Linked DNA regions of Homo sapiens: region 2 is linked to region 1. The links are chromatin loops, found by intact Hi-C in ENCODE. Cell type or tissue: mammary epithelial cell. All regions are shown on one strand. Links, peaks and the distances in the headings refer to the core of each region. The heading gives the core; the rest is flanking DNA. Region 1 has its middle 30 kb from the start of NSFL1C. Region 2 overlaps C20orf202 (chromosome 20 open reading frame 202).

What was found. Hi-C counts contacts between places; a loop is a spot of excess contacts. Peaks named below come from ENCODE experiments on the same cell type or tissue, not always from the same donor. Only the 100,000 strongest peaks of a DNase experiment are listed, where the experiment ranks them.
Region 2: a loop joins it to region 1, with 4 times the contacts of the local background. A loop is called at or near these places in 10 of 110 quality-filtered maps.

The regions. Positions count from the first base shown.
Region 1 is chr20:1,435,891-1,438,702 of GRCh38, reverse strand. No RefSeq gene overlaps it. Among named protein-coding and RNA genes, the nearest start is that of NSFL1C, 30 kb to the left of the region's middle. In mammary epithelial cell, for the core only: a CTCF peak has its summit at 1,220 (motif pointing right); a DNase peak (open chromatin) is centred at 1,222.
Region 2 is chr20:1,208,181-1,210,992 of GRCh38, reverse strand. It overlaps C20orf202 (chromosome 20 open reading frame 202), which reads right to left. Exons shown (of 2, transcript NM_001394958.1): 2 at 1,917-2,812. Among named protein-coding and RNA genes, the nearest start is that of C20orf202, 6.1 kb to the right of the region's middle. In mammary epithelial cell, for the core only: a CTCF peak has its summit at 1,355 (motif pointing left); no DNase peak of the experiment used is centred there; H3K27me3 peaks cover 341 bases.

The sequences.
Region 1 (2,812 bases), core at 33-2,532:
CTCAGCCTAGGGATTGGTGTCTCAAGGAGACCACTCAAGAGCTTGGAGATGACGAAGGTGCCAGGCACCCACCTCACACCTGAGCAATCTTGAAAGCAAGAGGCTGATGAAGCAAAGAGAACTTGGTGTGAAGGAGCTTGTGCTATAAGTCCCATCAGCCAAATGTGGACCCATGAGGCAGCCAGACTGGACTGTCCTGGGTCTTGCTCTGGAAGGACAGAGGGACCTTAGTGCAAGATAGACCTTGGGTTGCAGGACTGAGGGAGGAGTTACAAGCAGCCAGCTAGAGAATCTATTGGCTTCCTCAAGGGAAGTGAACCAAGATCTGAAGAACCAACAAGTGCACCCTAGAGGGAAGCCCAGAGCATCTGCACCGGCCACAGGAAACCAGCAGGCCCTTCCCCATGTCCCCTGCGACCCTGCCCCTGAGAGAGGGAAGAAGCTGTACTTCTAAATGAAGTTCAAAATCTTGACTATGACCTGGGAATGGCCTTTTTAAAAAAAATTACTTTTAAATAGGTAATATATTTACATGGTGCCAAAAAATGTCTTAGATACCTCCCTTCTTATCCATGCCATTTGCCCAATTTCCCCTCCCTCCCTCCCTCCCCACTATAAGTTTCTTAGTTGTCCTTGCAGAGTTCCTAAATACAAGCCGATACTCTCTGTCTATTCTGAGGCATCCATTGTTTCCCATATTTTAGCAACTCTGAAATCAGAATGCATCATACAAGAAGGCAGTCCTGGTGTCACCTAATACCTTAACATATTTATTTTGTCTATATGTTTCCTTTTTATTTGTGCCCAAAGTTGATATGATATAAATTCATGTCTAAATAAGTCTAAATGAGTTCTCAAATATAAAATTCTAAGCATTGTGCCAATTTAATCAGCAATGGTCTTTCTTAGTGGCATATAAATTAATGGTGGCTTTGTCACTCCTGGCATCTTAGATCCAATAGATCTGCAGCGATTCTTATTCACAAGTGTGTCAGCCTGCCCACCACTATCTACATCTTTTTCCATTTAACAGTAGATTTTGGAGGTCATTTGTTGTGAAGGACATGTGGGTGTCTCCTGGGTTTTGCTGTTACAAACAGTACTACAGTGGCAAAGCTTGTATATGCAAATGTGTAAAGAGTAAATTCCCAGATGTGTAAGTGCTATTTACTCTTGCACCCGCAGTGGACTTGAGAGCCTGTTTTCCCACAGATTCGCCAGCAGGGTGCGCTGTGAGCATTTGCCTGTCAGGTAAGTGAGCAGTGGATTCACAGTGTGGTTTTGTTTGCATTAATACCAGTTGTTGTTGTTGTTGTTTTGTTGTTGTTGTTGTTGTTGTTTGAGACAGAGTCTCACTCTGTTGCACAGGCTGGAGGGCAGTGGTGCGATCTTGGCTCACTGCAACCTCTGCCTCCTGGACTCAAGAGATTCTTCTGCCTCAGCCTCCCAAGTAGCTAAGATTACAAGCACGCACCACCACGCCCAGCTAATTTTTGTATTTTTAATAGAGAGGGGGTTTCACCATGTTGGCCAGCCTGGTCTCAAAGTCCTGACCTCAGGTAGTCCACCCGCCTCAGCCCCCCAAAGTGCTGAAATTACAGGCATGAGCAACCGCGCCCAGCCCATGAATACTATTTATTGAGTATTTTTCTGTACCACATTATTAACTACATATTTCTCATGAATCATCCCATTTAATCCTCAGGCAAGCCCTATAAGACAGGTACCATTTTTAATTCTATTTTAGATATGAGGGTGAGAGAGGTTAAGCAACATGCCTATTCCACCTAGCCAGCATGTGCAAGTCCACAATTTTATGATAAATTTACCTTAGTTTTTTCTTTTTTTTTTTTTTTTTTTTTTGAGACGGAGTCTTATTCTGTCACCCAGGCTGGAGTGCAGTGTCATGATCTCAGCTCACTGCAACCTCCATCTCCCAGGTTCAGGCAGTTCTCCAGCCTCAGCCTCCTGAGTAGTTGGGATTACAGGCATGTGCCACCACACCCAGCTGATTTTTGTATTTTTTAGTAGAGATGGGGTTTTGCCATGTTGCCCAAGCTAGTCTCAAACTCCCGACCTCAGGTGATCCGCCCACCTCGGCCTCCCAGAGTGCCGGGATTACAGGTGTGAGCCACCGTGCCTGGCGATAAATTTGACCTTAGTATGTTTATTTCGGAGCTTGTACTCTTAATCACTCTGCATATTGCCTCCCTTAACATTTACTTGTGCATAAAGTGTTGAATAATATCCAACTTAGGCTTGAATGTTGAATGTTTCCAGCTTAGGGTTTCCTGGAATGATGAATACTAGCATCTTATTCATAATGATCTGATCATAACATCTATGCAAATTTTAGTTATTCCTACTTCAGGATGGTATTCAAAGTCTTCATCGTATGTGGCCAATCTTTGATGAGTTGGTAAAATCTATATAATATAACCTGTTCATTTTTCAGGTATGTGAGCACATAATTATGTTTCTTTAGGATACTGCTTGCTATGGTTGCGGATTTTCTAACTTGCTTTCTCTGTTTTTTTTAGAACATTTTTGTGGGTATGAGAAATTGATGAATATTGTTATTCATGTTCTCAAAGAAAAAATATGCTGATTGGATCACCTCTTCTTTCCTTCCTTCCTTCCAATTGCACCAACTTCCCTGATGGGCATGGCTCCCTTCACTGTCGGGTTGGATTCTCATTACTGTCTTTTGGAGATGCCTGGGATGCACTGCATTGTACAGACAACTGCCTTCATCTTTGGAATGAGTTTTAAGTTGTCTTGTAATAGCTCTTTTGGCTTCACTGATAGAAGG
Region 2 (2,812 bases), core at 83-2,582, 230 kb after region 1:
GGAACAACATATACCAGAGCCAGTCAGGGGTGGGGGGCAAGGGGAGGGAGAGTATTAGGACAAATAACTAATGCACGCAGGGCTTAAAACCGAGATGACGGGTTGATAGGTGCAGTACACCACCATGGCACATGTATACCTATGTAACAAACCTACATGTTCTGTACTTGTATCCCAGAACTTAAAGTAAAATAAAATAAAATGGTAGCTGTCATTATTAATAATAATTGCTAAGATTTACTGAGCACTGCTTATGTTCCAGGAACATGTTGACTCATTGCATTTGCTCAATAGTCCTATGAGGTAATTTCTGTTATTATCCCCACTTTATAGAAGAACAAACTGAAGCACAGAAAAGTTATGCTATATGCCCAAGGTTAGAGAGCTGATAAGATGCAGATCTGGTATTCAAACCTAGGCAGCCTGATGTCAAAGTCCTCCCTTTTAATTACCTATGTATGATGATCATGATGAGGATGATGATAATGAAGAGGAAAAGGAGAAAGAGGGAGAAGAGACGGAAGAAGAAGGAGGAAGAAGTGGAAGACAAAAATAAACCTCCTTTATACCAATAACCTATGATATGTCCAGGTGTCAAAAGTTAAGCTGACCAATCAGATTCCCTCTCTATAAACTGCGACTTAAAGAAATAGCAGGAGAGTAAAATCTTTAGCAGTGGGAGTGGACCTGAAAAGATGCAGAAAGACTGGAAAGTAAAGCCCAACCCTTGACACAGTGCTGTGAGGAAGCCCAGCCACCTGGAGGGTCATGTATAGGCATTCCATCTTACAGCCTCAGCTGAGGCCAGCATCACCTGCCAGAGGGCAACAAATAAGCCTTTGAGATAAATCGAGCTGCAGCCACCACCTGACTGCAATCATTGGAGAGACCCAAAGCCAAGAACCGCTCAGCTGAGCCCAGAACTATGGGAAACATAATTTACAACAATAATAAATGGCTGTTGCAATAATAAAGGGATTGCTGTGTTTAAGTTTGGAGGCAGTTTGTTACACATCAATATACACCACAACACATGGGCTCTGTAAGGTGTCACAGCTGACCCAGGACTGGAAGCTGGCTCTCATGTAAAGGTGTGAGAGATTAGATCATTTCTAATCAGTCACAGTGTAAGTAAGCCCTGCCTTGCCTGCCCTGACTCACTCTAGGTTTCACATCTTGAACTGTTCTTGCTCCTAAATTTTTAGCTTCTGACCTCATGAATCCTTTTTCCATCTCTGTCCCCTCCTCTCTTCATCCTGGATGCTAGGCTTAGGTGTGCAGTCCTGTTTTTGCTGCCTTAGCAGAGAAAACCCTGGGTTTTCCTGAGACCATGATCCACATGCTCCCTCTGGTGCTCACTGTCCTGCATGGCCATGATTTCCCACCCAGACCTCTAGGACCAACGCTGAAGATGTAATTTCCATCCCAACTCCTTGTCCAGCATCTGGGCTCAGCTTTGGCTTTCTCTGACCTAGGATCAGGAAGTGAACGTTGGTTCCAAATGTAGGGTCTTGGAGAACAACAAATATCCCACCAGAAGGGCAGGTTCTGGAGCTCTAGGTCTATCTTCCCAGATTGGAGATGGAGGGGTTGGCAGGGGTTTTTGGTCTTTGGGCCCAAATGTGGAAATCAGGGAGAGGCAGAGGGTGCTAGTGATTAGCATCGGGCATGGGAGAGCAATGTCATTTCTACTTTGCATGGCCAGGCAGATGTCTCTCAAGATAATAGTGGCTAATCAGCTTGTCCATTTGTAATAGTCATAGTTTCACAAATCAGAACATAATCATGCAGCAATAATAAGGTGCCATTCATTAGCCTTTCCAGTGTAACCAAGAATGGTTACAGTGGCAATTGGTAATAATAGCAAAAAGCTGTGTCAGTCTGGGACAGGTAGGAGACAGAAACCACACCAGTTATTTTAACACAGAAAATTTAATATAAAGAATTGCTAACTAGGTATAAAGTTGTTAACTGGGTGACTGAAAGGTTATAAAAAGAACTTTAAGGTAGGAATTGCAGCAAGCATCTGCCATCTCCAGGGCTGAGGGAACAAAGAAAAGAGGCAGAAACTATCAAACTTTAAAACTTACAGGAGGAATTCCCTGGAGTTTAAATTCAGCTATCTGAGAAAGGAACTCAGCTCAGCTGGGGCTGGTGTCTCTGAGCTCAGGAAAGGGCCAGGTAGGTAAGGCAGGGACCCACACTTCAGGGGAGGAGGGACTGGCATCTGAAGCTGATGTCTCTGAGCTCCTGGAAGGGGCCCCAGGAGTCTGGAACCTGGATCCTGGAGAAGTCTGGTGCTTCATGAAGGAATTGCTGCCTGTTGTGAAGAAACATTGCTGGGAGATGCTCATAGGAACAGGAAGCCCACAGGGAAACAAGAAGAAGGAGCAAGCCCCTTTTCTCTCCTCTAGACTTGTAGTCTAACTCCATGCTGTATATTGGCAAAGCCTAACAAACTCTAACAGGGAGCAGCTGGTAACACCAAAAGGTGCTTTGCAGGGACCCAGCTCCAGCATCACAGAGCAGGTATCATTTATATTACCAAATACAAAAATCACAGGTTGATCTGACTACAAACATTATACTTATAATGCACCCCCTCCACTCTGCCTCTACATGCAATCGATTTACTTTTTCAAAGCCATAAAAACAATGTTCTAGCAACATACAGGTAGATTTTCAAAAACAAAAAGGGCTACCGATCATCAGACCATCTTAACACCATGACTTTTTTATTTTCACCTTTTCTGTTTTAGTCTTTCTTATAGGCAGATACAATTTTTCAGTTATGACTGCAGCACCCCACACA